4 separate regions of the Homo sapiens genome follow, and all the other regions are linked to region 1. Evidence: chromatin contacts called from ENCODE Hi-C or POLR2A ChIA-PET data. All regions are on one chromosome and are shown on one strand. The core of a region is the stretch at or near the end of the contact, and the rest is flanking DNA. Distances in the headings are between cores, read along the strand shown. Region 1 holds the start of DCP1B (decapping mRNA 1B). Region 2 overlaps CACNA1C (calcium voltage-gated channel subunit alpha1 C). Region 3 overlaps CACNA1C (calcium voltage-gated channel subunit alpha1 C). Region 4 holds the start of FBXL14 (F-box and leucine rich repeat protein 14).

Region 1 (4,339 bases), core at 145-2,644:
AGCAGACCTAAATTCTTTGCCCCATTCCGGCAAATTTCCTCCGTTAAGAACTTTGGGCAAAACTGTTTGTCTACCCCATTCTTGCTTGTCTTTTTATTTTTATGTTAATGATTTTCAGGTGAGTTTTTTACTACAGGCTGCTGAACTATACTGCAGATAAGTAGGCTTATGAATGTGGGTGTTAAAAAAAATACAGAGTTGTTCAACATGGATGTTTTCCTAGATTAAGTTTTGATGTTTATACAACCGACTTGAAGAACACAAAAAGTTTATCTGAAATCCATTCATCAAGGCTAAGTTCTCCATACTGTTTTGTAACTTATTTTAAAATGATGGATATCATGTATGTGATACATAATGGATGATGAATATTATTTGGACAAAACTCATTATGAGTAAAGAAACAAAATTACATGTCTCTACATTCGAGTGGGTGGGTTACAAAATTACAAGCAGCAATCCCTGCAACAGGATTCCAGTGTTCTAGGCTTCTACCCCATTCTAACTATGAGGAAAATGAAATTTCATTCCATTACCATTTACTGGGACTCTGCTTTGAGAAGAGCACTAAAATAATTTGGCTCCCAAATGACCTCCAATATCGAACTTGGTGTGCTGCCGTGTAATAATCTTCCCAAGAGCATCAGCTTCCTTCTAAGTGTTAGACCCTGCCCCATTTTGTCTTTTATTTGACGAGGTTGGCTCTTTTCTTGGTGTTTCCCCTTAAGTTTACAACTTGCAGATTTCTCCCCTTCTATCAAGTTTTGATTTCTCTTTGCCCCATCTAAGACTGACATTCCAAAATCAGAACTCTGCACTTTTATTCGTCTGCTGTCCCTGCCTCCCCCATAGCCACAGATTCACTGTAACAGAACTCTGCTCTACTTTCTCGAGCACATCGGTCTTCCGGCCATAAGGTATCAGGTCCTTCCTTTCCTTCGGCTCTTATGGTGCCGTACCCGATCGGTCTGGTCTCCCAGCGTTGGGTACGTTAGAGATTTAAGTCTTTTCCCCAACTCCAGGTAGCTCCACAGATCCGCCTTCCTTCCCCCAAACCCCCGAGACCCCATCTCCACAACTTCGGCCTCAGTCCCCAGATCCACCCACTTCCAGGGCGTCAACGTCTCCTCCCCCTCACCGGGTCCTCAAGTCCTGAGTCTGACGCCCCCCGCCTCCACCCCAACCCTGGGCTGCACTGCTCCGCCGCGTCCGCACGCACCCACTCGTTGGCCCGATGGCCGAAGGTGTACAGAGCCACCTGGCTGGCCACGTCCACGATGCGGTTGATATAGGGGTCGTGGCGCTGCAGGGCCGCTAGGCTGATGTCGCGCCCCTTTCCCACCAGGCCGCCTGCCGCCACGGCTGCCATCTTCCCTCCCTCCCAGACATAGGCACGGGGCTCTTGGAAGCCACTCTCAATAGATCGCAGAACGAGCGAGCTGCCTCGCAACCGAGAACCCACGGCGACCACACGGCCCGGGAGGCCTTCCGGCTCCAGTCACCCCCACCCTCCTGCCCGCCGACAGACGCAAGGCCTCACTAATCGATGGCCGCGCCCCGCCCACTGAGGATCGTTGCCACTGGCAACGACAAGCCCAGGCCTGCCCTCTGCATCCCGTTTCTTTCTCCAAGAGCTGTTTTTCTACGCGCTCGAGCCTTTGAGCTGTGTGTGCGGTAGGATTTCCTTCTTGGATGTGTTCGACCCCTTGGCATATCTTTTCTTTGGCGCTTCAGTGATCAAATCTATCACAATAAATAAGCCTCGAGCATCAAGAACTCTGAAGAGAAAGAGAACTGAATTGATTTCTGAATGCGCTAACACCCAGTGGTTCTCAAAGTGTGGTGTGGTCCTGGAACCCTTTGGGAGTTTCTGAGACCCTTTCAGGGGATCTGCAAGGTCAAAAAAAAAACAAAACCTTTTATGACAATGCTGAGACTTACTTATTTGACTTGTTCACTGTGGTGACGTTTTGCAGACAATGGTGGTTAAAAGCGCCGGTGGTTTAACCCAATCAAGGCAGGGGCACCAAACTGTATTGCTAGTCAAAGTACGCGTCACTAATCTGCACTCTCAGTTACAAAAGAAAAAAAAAAAAAGAAGAAGGTAGAGAGCCAGTGTCACCTGATGGTGTTCTTGATAAGCAGTAAGAATTATTAATTTCATTGAAGCTTAATCCTTGGGTACAATTCTTTTTAACATTCTGCATGAAAAAATAGGAAATAGGCATAAAGCACGTCTGCTGCAAAATGAAGTGTGTCATATTTGTCTCTAGGAAAATACTTCTGTGCTTGAGTTGTAGGCCGAATTCATGTTTTTATTTTTATTTTCATAAAACATTTTTACTTGAAAGAAAGATGGGCAAACTATGATTATTCAAACAGGTACTTGACAGACATTTTTCTGAAAATAAATAAAGTGTGCCTGTCACTTTCAGGAAAACAAGGGACAATTACTGCTGCCAATGATAATTTTTAAGCCTTCAAGCCAGAATTAAAAGTTTAGAAAATGTGTATCTACTGCCATGAGCTTGACATCTCAGTACTTAATGTTTTTTTTTCTGATGAGATCAGTGATGATATTAATGAGCGCAATTTTAACAAATCTTGTATAATGGAAAGTGTCAATATCTCAAAGATCTGCTTAACTCAGTGGTCCAGTATTTTCCAAAAGACCAATGTCTCATGCTACATAATCATGCACAGGCAAAAGATCCATTCAAGGACAAGGTGGACTAATGGATTTTTAATGTAACAGTATGAAAAGTTAATAGGATTTCAGATAGTACATTGCAGCTAAGCTTTGAGAAACTCCAGCTTGTCAAGTTTTGGTATATTATCCAAGAAGAATATCCACAATTGTCTGAAAAACTCTATTAAAATATCCATCTCTTTTCCAACTACATTATCTACATATGAGGCCAGAGTTTCTTCATATACTCCAAACAAAACACACATAGCCCGGGGTCTTTAAAGTTATTTTTAATTTCCAATATGGTAAATATAGGTGGGTATAACTCACATAAACAAAAGTTCTCTGAGGGAGTCCTTAATAATTTTTAAGAGTGGGCCAGGTGCGGTGGCTCCTGCCTGTAATCCCAGCACTTTGGGAGGCTGAGGCGGGCGGATCACAAGGTCAGTAGTTCAAGACCAGCCTGGCCAACATGGTGAAACCCCGTCTCTACTAAAAATACAAAAATTAGCCAGGAGTGGTGGCAGGTACCTGTAATCCCGGATACTCGGGAGGCTGAGGCAGGAGAATCGCTTGAACCCGGGAGGCAGAGGTTGCAGTGAGCCGAGATCCTGCCACTGCACTCCAGCCTGGGTGATAGAGCGAGACTCCATCTCAAAAATAAAATAAATAAAAAGTAATTAAAAAAATAATTTTTAAGAGTGTAAAGGAGTCTTGAGACTAAAAAGTTGAGAATGGTTGATCTAAACCATTTATCTAGCATTAAATATTAGAACAACTGTGCAGACATTACTACTCACATTCATAAATTCTTACCTATTTGATATAGAAATATCATAGATACGGCACACATACCCTCTCATAATAATATGTTGCAATATAATCTTTGCAGTCACAATTTCAATTGTACTGAAATTCTTGGTTAAGCTGCATTTTGGAGTCTCAGTCCTATTGACTCCCAAGCCTAACTTCCCAGTGGGGAAGAATACAGCAATGGCTTTCAAACAACTTTTTTTTGACTGAGGCTGGGGTCATTTGCAGTCTGACTGAGAACATATGTTTATATATTTATACCTGATATTAACTAGAATAAATGTTTCAATACTAAGTATACAGACATTTTTTAAAATGCTATTTGTGACTTTGTAAATTGGTTTCATGACCAACTAATGGATTGTGACCTGTAGTTTGAAAAACATAGGGCTGCAGCAACTGAGCAACCACACAAAGCTGACTAGACAACTTTCCATGTTAGTTCACTACCTTTTTCCAGTGTTACTGACCTCTTTGCTCTTAATCACATATGTGCTTCTAAAAACAAGTTTAATCTGTAATATGGGCAATGGAGAATTTTGTGATTAATTCTTGAACTAGTCACACTCTCTCACTTGATTAGCTGTTCTAATTTTGATTTTTCAGCATGAACCCACAGATTCTACTTTGCATTTCCCTCGTACATATAATGAGGCATTGTTTTTCTTTTGTCTGTTAAGTTCCATGATCCTTACACAGATCATTGTCCTCATAATTTTTCAGTCTTTCCATCTTTAAAGTGTAAAGAATAGATCATGGCCTCCAAAGAACGAATTGCTTTGAGCTCATTAGAGAAGACAGGCAATATAGGGGCCATTGTAAAAGCTTAAATGTTCA
Region 2 (4,821 bases), core at 2,086-4,585, 390 kb after region 1:
GCTAGCTCTAGGCCTGGACCATGGATTCAAACCCTGCTGGCTGGCCCTCCACCATCTCCTGCTCCAGTGAAGACTGTGGCATCCATTAGTGAGGCTAGAGTACACGCTTCTGACTGTGGAATCCTTCTCATTTTCTGGCTCTGCCATCCACTAGCTGTGTAACTTTGGGCAAGTGTGGCCTGACAGCCGAAAGCTTACCCCCACTCCTTGCTAGCTATATAGCTGAGGGCAAGCCATAGAACTTCTCCGAGCCTCTGTTTCTAGTCTGCAAAAGAGGATAAAAATACTTACTGTGCAGGTTGTTGCAGAGATGAAATGATGTTTATCAAATGCCTAACACAAAGGTTCTGTAGATGCTGCTTCTCTATTCTCTCTGGTTTAAATCCTTGGCAGGTACTCGTTTTCTTACTAAGAAGGTTATAAGATCAAAATTTCTTATTTTAGGGAAGTAAAACTCAGGAAAGGGTTTACATCTCTGAATTAGGCTGAAAAGGGACACTGGGGATTGGTCGTGGAGGCTCACTCCTGTAATTCCAGCACTTTGGGAGGCTAAGGTGGGAGGATCATGGGAGGCTAGGAGTTCAAGACCAGCCCGGGCAACATAGCCAGATCCCATCTCTACATGTCTACAAAAATTAATATAAAAATTACCTGTGTCATGGGCCTGTAGTCCCAGCTACAGGCTAAAGCAGGAGGATCTCTTGAGCCTAGGAGGTCGAGGCTGCAGTGAGCTATGATTGTGCCACTGCACTGCAGCCTGGGCAACAGAGCAAGACCCTGTCTCTAAACAAAAAAAAAAAAAAAAGGAAAAGGAGGGACACTGGAGAAGAAGCTCCACAATTTTCCAAGGTGCCAGGGTGAACCAGCACGGGCCAGGCGGAGGCCTGTCGTCTGCACTCCCACATGGCCCTCCTCCTACTCCTGATGTGGCTTCTCTCTGGTATGGACGCAGGAGCTGGTCCCTGGCCCACAGGAGAAACTTGGACACAGCCATGATAAACGCAGGCTTTATAATCCAAGAGCTTGAAAAGATAAGAGTGACTAATAAATAAAAATTTCTCCATTTCTTCATGCTTGATTTTCAAGGGAAGATGTAGAATAAATTTGAGCCACCTTCCCCTGCAAGTATACCTTTAAATATTAAATATTTTACTTAATTATAAAATCCCCTGCTGTCTGGAGAGAATGGCCACCTTCTCTCCTTAGTGGAAACGATGTCATCGCATTTACTGAGTTTGTGAATGTAAAGTGTTTTCAGACTGTAAAACCCTGGATGGGGTTCTGGAAGGCCTCCTCTCTGGGCCCATCCAAAGGGGTCTTCAGAAGTGCATTGGTGACAAGAATGGCATCAAGTAGGAAGGGCCCCAGGTGTAGAGGGATGGGCAGTGGACACCTCTGTCAGGAAGAGTCTTCCTTATCCAGGGCTATCAGGATCAGGAGCTAGAGCCCACGTTTGGAGAAAACACAAGAAGTAGTACCAACCCAGTGAGTCTCGGGTAAGAAATTGGAGTGGTTTGGTTTCCCATCTCTAACTTGGCCAGATGTACCATAAGCTGTATCTGCAAAGCCAGTGTAAGGCTAGACTTAAGTTCAATTAGGATCCAAATTCTTCACTGTCAACTTGTCTAAGTTTTTGTTTATTTCACTTAGTTTCCTAGTGAAATTTTCATTTGAAAATTCCCAGCCTTATTTATTTATTTATTTACTTATTTTAATAGAGACAGGATCTCACTCTGTTGCCCAGGCTGGAGTGTAGTAGCACAGTCATAGCTCACTGCAGCCTCGACCTCCCAGGCTCAAATGATTTCCTGCCTCAGCCTCCAGAGTAGCTGGGACTACAGGCAGGAAGCACTGTGCCTGCACTCCAGCCTTCTTTTCTTTTCTCTAGCTTTTTTTTTTTTTTTTTTTAAATATTTGAGACAGAGTCTTGCTTTGTTGCCCAGGCTGAAGTGCAATGACATGATCTCAGCTCATTGCAACCTCCGCCTTCTTGGTTGAAGAGATTCCCCTGCCTCAGCCTCCCAAGTAGCTGGAAACACAGGTGTGCACCACCATGCTCAGCTAATTCTTGTATTTTTAGTAAAGATGGGGTTTTGCCATGTTGACCAGGCTGGTCTCGAACTCCTGGCCTCATGTGATCCATCCACCTTGGCCTCTCAAAGTGACCAGCCTTATTTTAACTGAATAAAGGGAAAGGGGCTTTTTTTTTCATGACCCTGAAGACAGAGGGACTCAGTGCGCCCCCAGTGGCCAGAGGCTGTAGTTACAGGGAAAGCAAGTCGGGTCCCTCTGAGCCTCTGGAAGAGCCAAGTGGCTGGCTGCTGGAACCATCCAGGAGAAACCAGATTTTCCAGGCTAGAGCTGTTTCCTTTTTCCAGTCTGAGGCTTCCCATGTATTCCTTTCAACGCAGCACCTCTATGTGCATCCCTGAACCCTATGATCTGAGAAAAGGTAGCCGAACCCCCGACTTTCTCTTTTGCATTGACATTAGCACAGATCTGAGCCACATGAGTAGTTGCTCATACCATTATCTGCCTTTGGTTGAGAAATTAGAAGGTGCTAGGCACAAACACACGTCATCTTATTTAATCTTTACAAGCCAGGATCCGGTACTAGGGTCCCCAGTGTTCAGAGGGATTAATTTGTCAAGATCTCACAGTGAGTAGATTCCAGTCTACCTCACTGGAGCCTGGTGCCCGTCCCCATGGTCTGCACTCCTGGTGTTGAACCTCAGCAGGGGCTGTCCCTGGCCTGCTGAAACAGTTCAGCTGACCAGGAAGTGTGTGTGCGTGGTGTCTTTTGTACAGTCTCAGCCCCTGGGTCTGACACTCTGATGGTCTTTTAGGGTGCTGGGTTATTTCCTGGGGTTCTATCTGTGCCAAGTTGTGTATCTTTCAGTGACACACATCTGTTCAAGCCTTCTGAGTTGGGGAGCAACAGAAAGAGGTGAAGAGAGAAAGCACTCTGGGAAACATGGAAATATTTTTGCAGCCTGATTGTCTCTGCATGCAACACTAGCAAAGCTGTTTCTGCTCCCTTTCGGTGTCCGAGTCAAGGGGACGAAGAGGCCTGCCCAAGAAGAAGAGGGATGATTTTTCTCTTTCTGTGGTTGGGGGCAGAAAGGCGATCCGGCTGCCCAAGTGGTTCAGGTCAGGCTTAACTCGGTCTGTGGCCTCTGGCCTGGGGAATGTGCTGAGCTTTGATTCAGCTAAGCAGTGGCTTGTTGCCCAGGCCTGTGGTCCTCCAAAACACCAGCTGAGGATCCCAAAACTTAGGGCCCTTGTGAACAGGGTGAGTTGTTGTCACCAGGACTTGCCTTGTCACCACCTATTACATTTTCTGGGGACCCAGCAGCCCCTGGCCTATGGCCACACAGCAGGCGCCTCTTGGCCAAGAGCTCTGGCATGAAGCTAGGCCTCTCCAACTATTTAATGTTTCATTAGCGGTTTTCTAAAGGCATGGGGCCAAGCCTGGCCGAGCCACACCATTCAGAAGTACGTGAACACTTCATAAAACCAAACTGTTGAAGGATCCCAAACCCAGGAATCTGGTCACTTGGAGTCCAGGCTGGAGGCCCAGGGCAGGCTGCTGCACTGTCTCAGCTCTTTCTTGGTCTGGATACTTCTGGGCCACACATCTGTCTCTCAAACTGTTTAGCCTGTTAGTAGTTCTAAACTAACTTCTAAATAGTTTATATTTGGGGTTCACCAACCTGTTTTCATATCTGATGAAAGCTTTGGACTTGCCCCAGAAAGAGACATCCATGCACATATGTACAACATTGTGCTTAGAATTGCAAGGTATTCACAAGCCACACTCTAAAGATCATCAGTGGATCCAAGTGGAGAACCCCTGTGCTAAACCACACTTGCTTCCACACTTAAACTCTGGGGACTGTGGAGTGTTATCCATCAAGAAGAGTAAACAGGTATTGGGTTTTGTTTTGTTTGGCTTTTTGCTTGTGTCTTGGATTTTGAATCGAAGTCCTTGAGTGGTAGAATGGGGGCTAGATCATTAGAATCACTCCAGACTTCACAGGTAAGAGTGGGAGCTCAGTTGAGTGACAGGCCCATCCCAGACACAAAGTCACTCCAGGGCAATTATTCAGAGCCCCCAGGAGCTTTCACGCTCTAGGAGCAAGTCAGGTAAGCAGCAGCAACACACGTGCCGCGGAGGCGGCACCTACATTCAGACTCTCATTGCTCTTGATTGACTGGGTGGCCCTGGACCAGTCCAGAGTCCACGGCTCTGGAAATGGTAATCAGGCTTGTGGTTGCAGGGGAATTTATGTGTACCAAGTGACTGGCACAAAACAGAGGCCCAATACACTCAATGCTGGCAGATGATAGACACAGTGGAGCAGCAAAGCTGGTGAGGATGGAAACACCCCATCACCTGTGAGTGGGATTAGAGCGTCTGCAGAGGGCATCCTGCTGGCTTCCCAAGCCATGAGCCTTCTGATAAATCTTACTGCTCTGTCAGAGCCTCTGATTTAGGGGTAGGGAGGGGCAGTCAGGAGAAAGCATAGTTAGCTCTCGGGCAGCTAGCTGTGGCAGACAGCGTGCTTTGTCCCTCAGATGAGTCACAACAAGCGCCCTTGGCAGGCAGGAAGGACTTTGAAGTGTGGTGCCCCAAAGGGCTGGTCCAGGAGGCCCCTGCCTAGCCCCTGGGCCTGTCACTCCTGAATCTCCATCACTGGCCCGAGGGCAGGCCCAGGCTTGAAATAAACTCAGGCCAAGCTGGAGGCGCAATTAGAAGGAAGAGAGCCATTTGGCTTTTTCCAAAAGGTAAGAAGGAGGACTTCTCATTTTTGTGCTTTA
Region 3 (4,887 bases), core at 959-3,458, 280 kb after region 1:
TTAAAGAACAGAGAGTACATGTAAGTTAGGAATGTTCTCGACTTCAAGTAACAGGATACTTAAGGACTCTGAATTGGTTCAGCAGCTCAAGATGCCACTGAGAACCAAGGCTCTTTCTCTCTTTCCACTTCCTTATACTAAGTCTGTTGGCTTTTCATATTCAAGCTGATTTCCTTATGGTTGCAAGATGGTTGTCAATGGGGCTCCAGGCATCACACCCCCATTCAAGGCAGGTGGAACCAGGAAGGAGTGGAGCCAATAACACTCTGGCCCTTTTTTTTTTTTTTACATAAAACAGAGGCTTTCCCAGAAGTCCCTAGCATAGTACTTCTTGAATTTAATCTACACAAGGATCCCCTGGGAATCTTGTTAAAATATAGGTTTGGATGTAGTAGATCTTGGGTAGAGCCTGAAATTCCACATTTTGATCAAGCTGCCAGAGTGTGTCAGTGTGGCTGGAAACTGCATTTTGAGTAGCAAGGTGCAAGGCTACTTCTCCTTACTCTTAGTGACACAATCCAATTAACTAGCTACAACTGGCTGCAAGGGAGGCTGACAAAGTATCTTACCTTTTTCAGGGGAGACTTTGGGTAGCAAACCAATATCAGTCACAGAATTCTACTGAAAATGCAGGGTATGGAAGCATCTGAAGTCACAAGGTTGGGCTGGACAAATTAGAGCCTTCACCTCCATGAGGGAAGACCATGGACCCCTTACTCTATATCCACACTCAGCCTGCAGGGACAGGGCATTATTGCCACGAGCCAGTCTGTCCTGTATACTCACTGGATTAGGGATTCCACTTTCAGAATTTTATCACCTTAGCACCCAGCACAGTGCCCGGTACACAGCAGGTACCCAATACGTGTCTATTACACTGAAATGTTTATTGGCACATGGTCTAAAGACAGTGCCAGGGAATCCTGTGAAAATGCAGTGCTGATTCGGGAGATCCAGGATGGGGATCCAAGATGATGCATTTGGAACAAGCTCCCAGAGGATGCTGCCGTCTGGTCCGAATCCTGGGCCCCACTTTCAATAGAAAGGGCCTAGGACATGCAGAGTAAAGTCCTTCCTCCTGAGTTAGCAGCAGCTACTTGTGCTTCATTCATGCAGGCATGAAGCTGCTTGCAAGGATGTTAGCAGATATTAGATATGGCTGGTGGGGAGGAGTAAGGAGGGCCTTGGCTATGCCTTTTTCCAAGATCCGGGAGCTGGATGCTCAGAGATCTCATCCCTGGCTTCCTTGTCCACTGAAAACAAAACAGCAGTATACCCGGGTGAGGAGAGAGACCAGCCAAGCACGTCTTTCAACAACTCTTAACTTGCTTGGCTCCAGCCACGAAACAGGAACCCGCCATCCCCCTAGCTCGTCCCTGGCCCTCAGGAAGTGCTGAGGCTCTGCCGGGCTGCATGAGTGAGGGGCCGATGTCTTTCAGATGTTGGGGCTTCAGCGGGGGAGTGGGGTAAGCTGGGGAGAGGGAGCATTTTTTTGTGAATATTTTACCCACGGAAAAAGCTGAATTCTCTAGAACAGACCTCTAGATTTTTTTTTTTTTTTTTGGTAGTGGGAAGTGAGTTACTGGAATTTCTTCTGAATTCGAAGCCAAACAAAGTTTCTTGCGGTTTTAGTTACACAAGCGGCTGCTGCCAAGATGGAATGAATGAGAAGAGCCACTGAAAGGAAGAGACAGTGAGGGGCTGGGGGAGGAGGGTGCAGAACAGGACCCAGGCGCAGCACAGAACAGCCCTCCAGGCGGGCATACTGCCCGCTTCTATGCTGTCAACTCTTTAGGGAGAGAGCTCACTGTTCTGTCTGCCTCCCAGGATCAGAATTAAAAAGAAAAAAGGTCTGTGAAAGTGAGGCATACACTGGCAGACACGCACACATGTAAATGATTATCATTGCTTTGTAATTTACCATAATTCCGGCCTGTGCACTCTATGGGGTCCTGCTTTGTTCAGTTTCCTGACTGAGTGGCAGTTGGACGAGACACTTCTGCCCCTAAGCTGCAGGCAGGCGGCTCTCATTTCAGCCTTGTTCCAGTGTGAGTCTGCAGGGAAGGGATGCCCGCTGCTCCAAGGGGAAGCAAGGATAATTAACTTCTACCAGTGATCCCCAAACTTCATTTTCCTTAGAGCCTGAAGCCTCCTCCTTGTTACCTTCCTGGTAGCCACAGAATGGGCCAGGGCCATGTGTCTCCTTTCATTTCTCCAGCCTGCCCTCTGGTGGGCGATGCCCTTCAGTGAGCGGGGCCTGGGGTAGGGCCGTTCTGCAGATCCTGGGTTGGCTTCCAGTGGTGCCTGGCATCTCTCCTGCTCTCTGGGAGGAGGGACGGGCCGCTAAGTGCTGACGGCAGCCTGTCACTCACACCTTGCTCCCTCTGTAGAAACACTCTGTTTCTCTCCATTCCATCCCTGCGTGTTACCTAGCAGGAATTTCCTCTTCCTTGGGTCAAGCGGGTGGGAAGGGCTCATGATTGCTGACTGAACTCAACCCTTTACACTGGGCATTCAATGTCATCACATTGATAACTTGAAATGGGCAGTAGTGGGAACATTTACACCACAAAAACTGGCATATGCTACACCCAGAGCTTTCCTTCCCCCTCTCCTAAAAGCCAGTTGCTAAAACATTTAACAACATACCACTGGCTGGAACCACTTGTGAAGGTGACGTAGGGCTGCAGGGAGAGCCCAGGTAGTGGAGGAAATGGCAGCCTTCCTTCCTTGCCCATAGCCTGTGCCGGCTACAACTCAGGAGCTTTTGGAACTTAGGAGCTCTGTTCTTAAACTCTCCTTAAACACCTCCTCATCCCAGACGGGTTGACTTTCAATGAGAGGACTCTGCTGTGCCGCAGAGCTGGAATCACTCAAAGCAGAGTGATGGACGAGACTTACTTTCGACGTTCCTAGGCTCCCTTCCACCGTTCCCTGGTCTCCAAACCCCATGTTCTTATCTGACGGTATTTCTACTCTTTTTCTCAACCTGTTGCTAACGTGCTCATTCGAGAGAGGCTGGTGCGCACCTACCCAGCGGCTTTTTGGGCGGCAGTGGAAGGGAGTGTTTTATTAGGAATTTACGTTATATGTGCAAGGAATACCACATGGATGGTAAAGTTCAGCCGTTTTCCACTGAAGATAGGGATTCTTCAAACTGCACAGCTTTTCAGGCCATTTCGTTTAGGCGAGCCCTCATGTTATAGTCAGGGAGTTTGAGGCCCAGGGACATTTCCCAGGGGATGAACTCTAACTAAAAATGAAGGTCTCCTAGTCCTGTCGCCTGTTTTCTTCACTCAGCTGTTTAAAGGGATGTTGCCTCGTGTGAATTATGGATGACTGCCAGAGTTATTAGAATGAACAGAGTTACCAAGAGCTAAATACTCGTCATTTATACCTGGCCGGTTCTGTTTTCAGTTGTCCTTTTTCTTTGCAAAGAGCTTTGAAACAAGACTGGCCTGCTTGACCTTCCATTTAGAGTTAATGTCAAAGCTTGCTGAGGCCTGGGAAACAGGTTTGGTTGTTTGCATTAAAAGGGAGTAGGAAGCAAGAACCTTAATTATCCTAGGCTCTGGCCTATTTAATAAGGAATTTGAGAAGATGTCTTAGTGGCTAGTATTCCTAGAACATAATACTTGAAAGTGGAGCGAGCGGGTGAAAATATGCCTTAGGCAGGAAGCCAGATAGGAAGGGCCAGTGTCTACAGGCTCTGCACAGTAAGGACCCTGTGGGAAGATGTCACAGGTAACAGGGCCTGATGGCCCAGCACCCAGCTGCTTTGCAGTAGTTCTGGCTTCGGGGCTTCTCTGGGTGGCTGAAGAACAGGTCTGTGAGGTTCATTCGGGGGCTCTTGTTGATCAAGTGTGGATGGTGTGCCGGACACAGGGCTGGGGCTGCAGAGTGGAGGAGGCGCAGTCCCTCCCCCGAGAGCACTGTGGCCAGTGGAAGGAGACAAACAAGAAACAATGACAGGACCCAGGCTCAGGCTGTCATGAGCAGCCCTCCTCTGGAGAGTGGGAAATGTGCGTTGGGAACTCATGCTTACAACTTTTATGTTTTTTCTTACTGAGCAATGCTCATAACAGGAGAAAGGATTTCTTCACTGTCCCAAAAGAATGTGCCTCAGGACTGAAATTGGTAGTGGCCCTCCCTTACTCATGTGCCCCAAGCACATTGGAACGCCAGAGGAATTTTAAGCAGATTTTTATTCTTGTTTTCTGGAGGCAAAATCTAAAGTGAAGGGTGTGTGTGGAGAGGTCATGCAAGAAATTTGGAAGCTGTGTGCCTTGTCTGGCTGACTGTCCCAATTACCCCGGGCCCAGAGGTGGGAGGTCCCACAGGGGCCTGCCCCCAGTTGACAGAGGGCTCTTTACCGTTAGGACCCCTTCTGGGTTTCTCAAATTATGGCTTTTCCTCCTTCATGGTCTCCTGGTACTTTTAACCCCTTCTCTCCATTTTTCCCAAGGAATATTCTAGAGGAAGGGTTTCTGGGAATGACCTTCCCAAGGGGAGGGATCGGGCAAGTATTGAGTCATTCCTGCTCGTCTGGATTGTGATTGCGACCCGTGCCTCATGGAGTGTCGCTGGATACGCGATCAGTGTCCCTTGAGGCAGTGCTGCACATGGTGCAGTTCCAGAGAAATGAGGGAATGAGAATGAACGTGGCTGCTCGTGTGTTCCGTGGCTGTTTAGGAAGGTTGGGTCAGTGGAGATCAGGGCCCGAAGAGCAGTTTCAGCCTGCGTGGTCTTGATGTGGTCTTGGCTGATGAGAAGCTCCCTCCAATTCTGTGATTCTGGGTAAAGCAGACCATGTGCCATCGGGAGTGCTCCTGTGATTCTTTAAGTTAGTAATTCTCATCCCTGGCCACACATAAGAATCATCTGGGA
Region 4 (4,375 bases), core at 1,154-3,653, 410 kb before region 1:
AGACATATATATGTATATATATATATATATAATTTATATATATATAATATATAGAATATATTCAGCAGAAAAAAGGACCATGATTTCAAATTTTTTCCAAAAAAAAATTTTTAAACAGGAAAGAAGATTAAGAACATGAAATGAGCATGAATAGCAGAGTACTGTAAGAGGAGGAGTGATGAGAAGAGACTGGGATTAGTTACAAAGTGGAAGGGTGAAAAGGCCTTTGTAGCTGGGTTTGCTTTTTATACATTTCAAAATAAAAACCAGATCACAGTATTCAAATGAAAGCTGAAGTGAAAGCAGACATTTTCCTCAACTCCCCAGGGTTGAAAAGACCAGTCACTCCCCACCCCCATTTCCAGTCACAGCAGTGGGGATACAGTAGCTGAATCAGTCCTCCACCCCCTGCAGGGGAGTGGGTGGGTAAGCAGCAGAGTCCATCTCTCCATCCGCGGGGAAAAGGAGCTGGGAGTAGGGTAGGGTAGGAACCCCAGCTGCAAAGAGAATGGGCTGGAAGCCGGGAGGGGGCTGGAGGAGGGAGGAGGAAACGAGCCTGAGGCTTCTGTCATAGCCCCATCTCATCCGCTGCAATGATCTGTGCGTAAGTGTGCGTGTGAGTGTGTGGGGGCGGTGGTAATGGGAGGATGAACAGGGCGGGACAAGGGGAGCTGGTGCTGCCGCCCTCACCTGACCTTCTCACTGTCCGTCATCTGCCAGAGTCCCAGGTTGAGTACCTTGAGGCACGGCAGCTGCGTGATGCGCTCCAGGCCGCGCTTGGTGATTCGGGTGCAGCCGTACAGGTCTATGCCGGTGAGTTGGCTCAGGTGCTCAGCGATCAGCTCCAGGCCCTTGTCCGTGATGCGCACACACTGTCCAATGTTGAGCGTGCGCAGCCCGTGCATCTGCCGCACCATGCGGTTGATGCCATCATCACTGATGTGGCAGGAGCAGAGGGAGAGAGACTTGAGGCCATCCAGCCCCTGGGCTATGTAAGCCAGACTCTGGTCTCCCACCTTGTCACAGAACGAAACATCCAGCCCCGAGAGGCGCAGGCTGCCCATGGCCAGATGCATGATGCCCGTGTCACTGATGTTGTCACAGGAGCGCAGGTTGAGGCTGCGCAGGCTGCCCATGTGCGACAGGTGCAGGAGGCCAGCGTCCGAGATTCCCCCACAGAAGCTGAGGTTGAGGAGCCTCAGGCCCGTCAGCCCTCGGGAGATGTGCTTTAGAGAAAGATCTGTGAGCTTCTGGCAGTCCTGTAGCGTGAGCTGCTCCAGGCCCAGGCAGCCCTCCGCCGCGCTGCGCGTCATGCCGGCCAGGTGCCCGATGCCCACATCCGAAAGGTGGCGGCAGCTGCGGAGGTTAAGGCTCTTGAGGCGCTGCAGACCCCAGGCGATGAGCAGAAGGCCAGTGTTGGTGATGTTGCTGCAACCTCCCAGCTCCAGCACCTCCAGGCCCTTGAGGTACTGGGCTATGCGGCCCAGGCTGCTGTCAGTGATCTGCTTGCAGAGGCTCAGGTTGAGAGCGCGCAGGGAGCCGATCTCCTGCACAAACGCGTGGCCCAGCCCGTTGTCGGTGAGGTTGTAGCAGCCGCTGAGGTTGAGGCTCTCGATGTTGGCCATGCCCTGGATCACGTAGCTGAGGCTGCGGCGGAGGCTCAGGATCTGCACCCGGCGGATGCCCCGGGCCTGCAGGCTGGGGAACAGCGACGGGTTGGCCCGGCGCAGGTGCAGCTTGGCCTCCACCCCCCGCCACACCGACTTGTGGTAGGCGGCGTCCCGCCAGGCGGTGCACACCTGCGCCGCGCGCCCCTTGTCCCGGACGTCCAGGTAGCCGAAGATCATGGCCAGCAGCTCCGGGAACAGGCATGAGATGTGGGTCTCCATCTTCCTCCTCCCCCCTCCGCGGCGCTGGGGGGAGGAGGCGCGGGCCCCGCCGCTCCGGCCTCGGGCAGGCGACGAGAGCGCTTCTCCCCAGCCGCCGCCGCCGCCGCCGCCGCCGCCTCGGGCCCAACGGCCGGCCCCTCCCCGCCTTCCGGCTCCGGCCGCCGCCGCCGCTCCTCCTCCTGGTCCGTCCGTCCTTCCTTCCTGCCGGCTGCGCCTCCGGCCCGGCCCTCCCCCGCCCCGGGCTCCGCACGGCGCTCACATCCCGGGCGGGGAAGGCGCCTCGCTCTCGCTCCCGGAGGCCGGCCGCCGCCGCCGCCTCGGCTCTACCCACGCCGCGCCCGGGCCGCGCCGCTCCGCCCGCGCCGCCGCGCCCACGCCCCCTGCCGCATCCTCCGCCTCCTGCCGCCGCCGCTGCTCCGCGGGCCGGCGGGCGGCGAGGGGGCCCCGGGGGCCGGGCGCACGGGCTCCGGGCGCGGAGGAGGCTTCCTGCTGCCTTTGTCTCTCGCCCGCTTTTCAAACCTCCCAGCCCCGGGCCGCCCGCACTCCGCCGCCCAGGCGGGGGGACCAGGAGGCCAATCCCGGCCGGCGGCGTGCGTTCCTTCTCCCCCGCCGTCCGCGGCCACTTGGGAGCTGCCGGCCCCCGCACCAAGGACGCCGCGGCCGTCCGGCCGGAGCGCGGCTCGGCGCAGACCCCGGGCGAGCAGGCGGGCCGTGCGTTTGGTAGCGCCCGGGCCGGCCCCGGCTCCGCCGCCCTGCAGCGCGTCCCCTCCGCCGCTCCCGCTCCCCCGCGCCCGCGCAATGGTACGGGCCTGCGCTGCCGGAACTGTGGAGCCGTTGCCCTGGAAACCGAGTTCGGCCTGGTCCCGTGGCCCCTGATTTTTAACCCTGTGGGCGCCACGGGGGAGCGGCAGCTGTCAGCAGAGCGCCTCCCCACCCGGCTTCTTTTCACCCGGTAGCCCGTTATTGAGCCGTTCCCTCTCTGGGCCACGCCCCAGCCCCGTTCCTTCTTTTTCTTTGCTGTTGAAGTCTGCGCAGCCCCTTCCCACAGTTTACCCCTGCAATTCGTTACCCTTATTTCACACCCCTCTCCCTTGATTATCCCTGCGAGAGCCGCCTCCTATAGCAGTGCTCAATAATCGTCACCCCAACTCTCCTTTTCTTACTGTCCCTAATGCCCCTTAACGCCTCATTATCACACCCCCTGCTCCCCCGGTTGGGGCTGTTTACTACGACGCCTTTCTCTCCAGTCTTGTGTCTTAAATTGGAGAGAAACTCGGCTGTACTCATCTTAAACAATGACCCCCTCCAGTCGGTGTTCTAGAAATTTCTAGAATTATCCATGACTACTTCCTTCTAGCATCTTCTGATGGTTTCCAGACACGCTGTGTGTGTTTCCCTCGGTACTTGATACATCAAAACTTCCCTCTACTTCTGAACGCTGCTGCGCCACCAATGCCCTCAGTCCGCTTTGCTTACAGGGGAACAGCCTTCCCCTAAGCCTTGTTTTAGGAGCTTTCTCCTTGTCATCAGCCTTAGACTATCAGTTGTATGGCTCAGTTGTACTGATAGTCAATATATTCGTATATGCTGAATCCAATTTACTTTTTGATTAAAATGGAATGACAGTTGAACTTGGTTTAAGACAATCCAGTCGTGTCTGTTGGTTTATCAACCGTTTTATGGAAGCAGGGCACAATTCCATTCTAGGATGTAGCCCCTGGGTCCTAAATGTCCGTACTAAGGATAGAATTTCAGAAGTTTCATTTTAACTACCCCCAAACCAAGAATTTTTGGATCAGAGAAAATGATCCTCTGTATTTTAATTTATGGATCCACACAACTAGATACAAGACCAGCGGATTTATCAGAAAGGGAAAATGGTTTCATTGATTCTTTGAGGACCTGAACAAGATTTGGAAGGGGTTCCATATTCAGTGTAGGAGAGTAACTTTTGCCCAAGCAACCACTATTAGACCAAATACATACAGATTCAGTAATAGGCATAATACACCTTTTACACCCCTACCACTCCTCTTTCCTAAATCAGGAAATGCAGAAGCAAAAATTCTCGCCAGCTTGTTACCTCACCCACATTACACGCAGTGTGGAGCCCATAGATTTTTATAACCTTCTTGAAAAAATAGACTGTACTGTTAGTCATCCAGTACATCCAGATGTACGGTGGCAGTAAGTGTCACGATTCTGGGGTATGCCTGGGCTTCACTCTTCTCCTGGAGGTTATCTAGGCTTTTATTCTTCTCAGTCACTTCTGCCTAAACGTTTACCTTAAATTCTGCGCAAAAGTCACTTTTTGATTGTTCTGTGCACCTAGATGTGTTTGGGTTGATGTCAAGGCCTTAATCCAAAGCACCTTAGTGTAACTTAATCCTGCTTAATAAAAAACAAAGTACCCCACACATTTGGGGGGAATTTTAGACAAGGGGCCTGACCAGCCTCGGACTAAGAAGGAGCCTAATGGTTTTCCT

The links. A loop is a pair of places that touch in the nucleus more often than their neighbours do. ChIA-PET counts read pairs that join two places held with the same protein, here RNA polymerase II (POLR2A). Pooled maps may share reads with other maps.
Region 2: a loop to region 1 is called in a pooled map, with 3 times the contacts of the local background. The contact joins the enhancer-like site here to the promoter of DCP1B in region 1. A Hi-C loop is called at or near these places in 1 of 37 single-sample maps with no recorded cell type and 2 of 50 pooled maps. POLR2A ChIA-PET finds 5 or more read pairs at or near these places in 1 of 52 experiments (activated CD8-positive, alpha-beta memory T cell).
Region 3: a loop to region 1 is called in a pooled map, with 2.1 times the contacts of the local background. The contact joins the enhancer-like site here to the promoter of DCP1B in region 1. A Hi-C loop is called at or near these places in 3 of 50 pooled maps. POLR2A ChIA-PET finds 5 or more read pairs at or near these places in 3 of 52 experiments (AG04450, IMR-90 and MCF 10A).
Region 4: a map of naive thymus-derived CD4-positive, alpha-beta T cell shows a loop between it and region 1 (23-fold over the local background). The contact joins the promoter of FBXL14 here to the promoter of DCP1B in region 1. A Hi-C loop is called at or near these places in 2 of 168 maps with a recorded cell type or tissue (both naive thymus-derived CD4-positive, alpha-beta T cell), 1 of 37 single-sample maps with no recorded cell type and 9 of 50 pooled maps. POLR2A ChIA-PET finds 5 or more read pairs at or near these places in 1 of 52 experiments (CD4-positive, alpha-beta memory T cell).

The regions. Positions count from the first base shown.
Region 1 is chr12:2,003,063-2,007,401 of GRCh38, forward strand. It overlaps DCP1B (decapping mRNA 1B), which reads right to left and starts at 1,395. Exons shown (of 9, transcript NM_152640.5): 1 at 1,220-1,395. The coding sequence starts at 1,369. It also overlaps a transcript of CACNA1C not described here. RefSeq lists enhancers at 477-1,116, 1,441-1,670.
Region 2 is chr12:2,393,321-2,398,141 of GRCh38, forward strand. The region is part of intron 3 of CACNA1C (calcium voltage-gated channel subunit alpha1 C); the gene reads left to right. Among named protein-coding and RNA genes, the nearest start is that of CACNA1C-IT3, 130 kb to the left of the region's middle. Within about 2 kb of position 3,336, at least 9 of the 41 ENCODE cell types and tissues checked have a DNase peak (open chromatin) inside an H3K27ac peak, as active enhancers do.
Region 3 is chr12:2,282,748-2,287,634 of GRCh38, forward strand. The region is part of intron 3 of CACNA1C (calcium voltage-gated channel subunit alpha1 C); the gene reads left to right. The region is part of intron 1 of CACNA1C-IT3 (CACNA1C intronic transcript 3); the gene reads left to right. Among named protein-coding and RNA genes, the nearest start is that of CACNA1C-IT3, 15 kb to the left of the region's middle. Within about 2 kb of position 2,209, at least 19 of the 41 ENCODE cell types and tissues checked have a DNase peak (open chromatin) inside an H3K27ac peak, as active enhancers do; they include IMR-90, where a contact is called at or near this core.
Region 4 is chr12:1,592,178-1,596,552 of GRCh38, forward strand. It overlaps FBXL14 (F-box and leucine rich repeat protein 14), which reads right to left and starts at 2,404. Exons shown (of 2, transcript NM_152441.3): 1 at 696-2,404. The coding sequence starts at 1,889. RefSeq lists enhancers at 358-961, 1,479-1,668, 3,039-3,108 and silencers at 879-928, 1,909-2,778.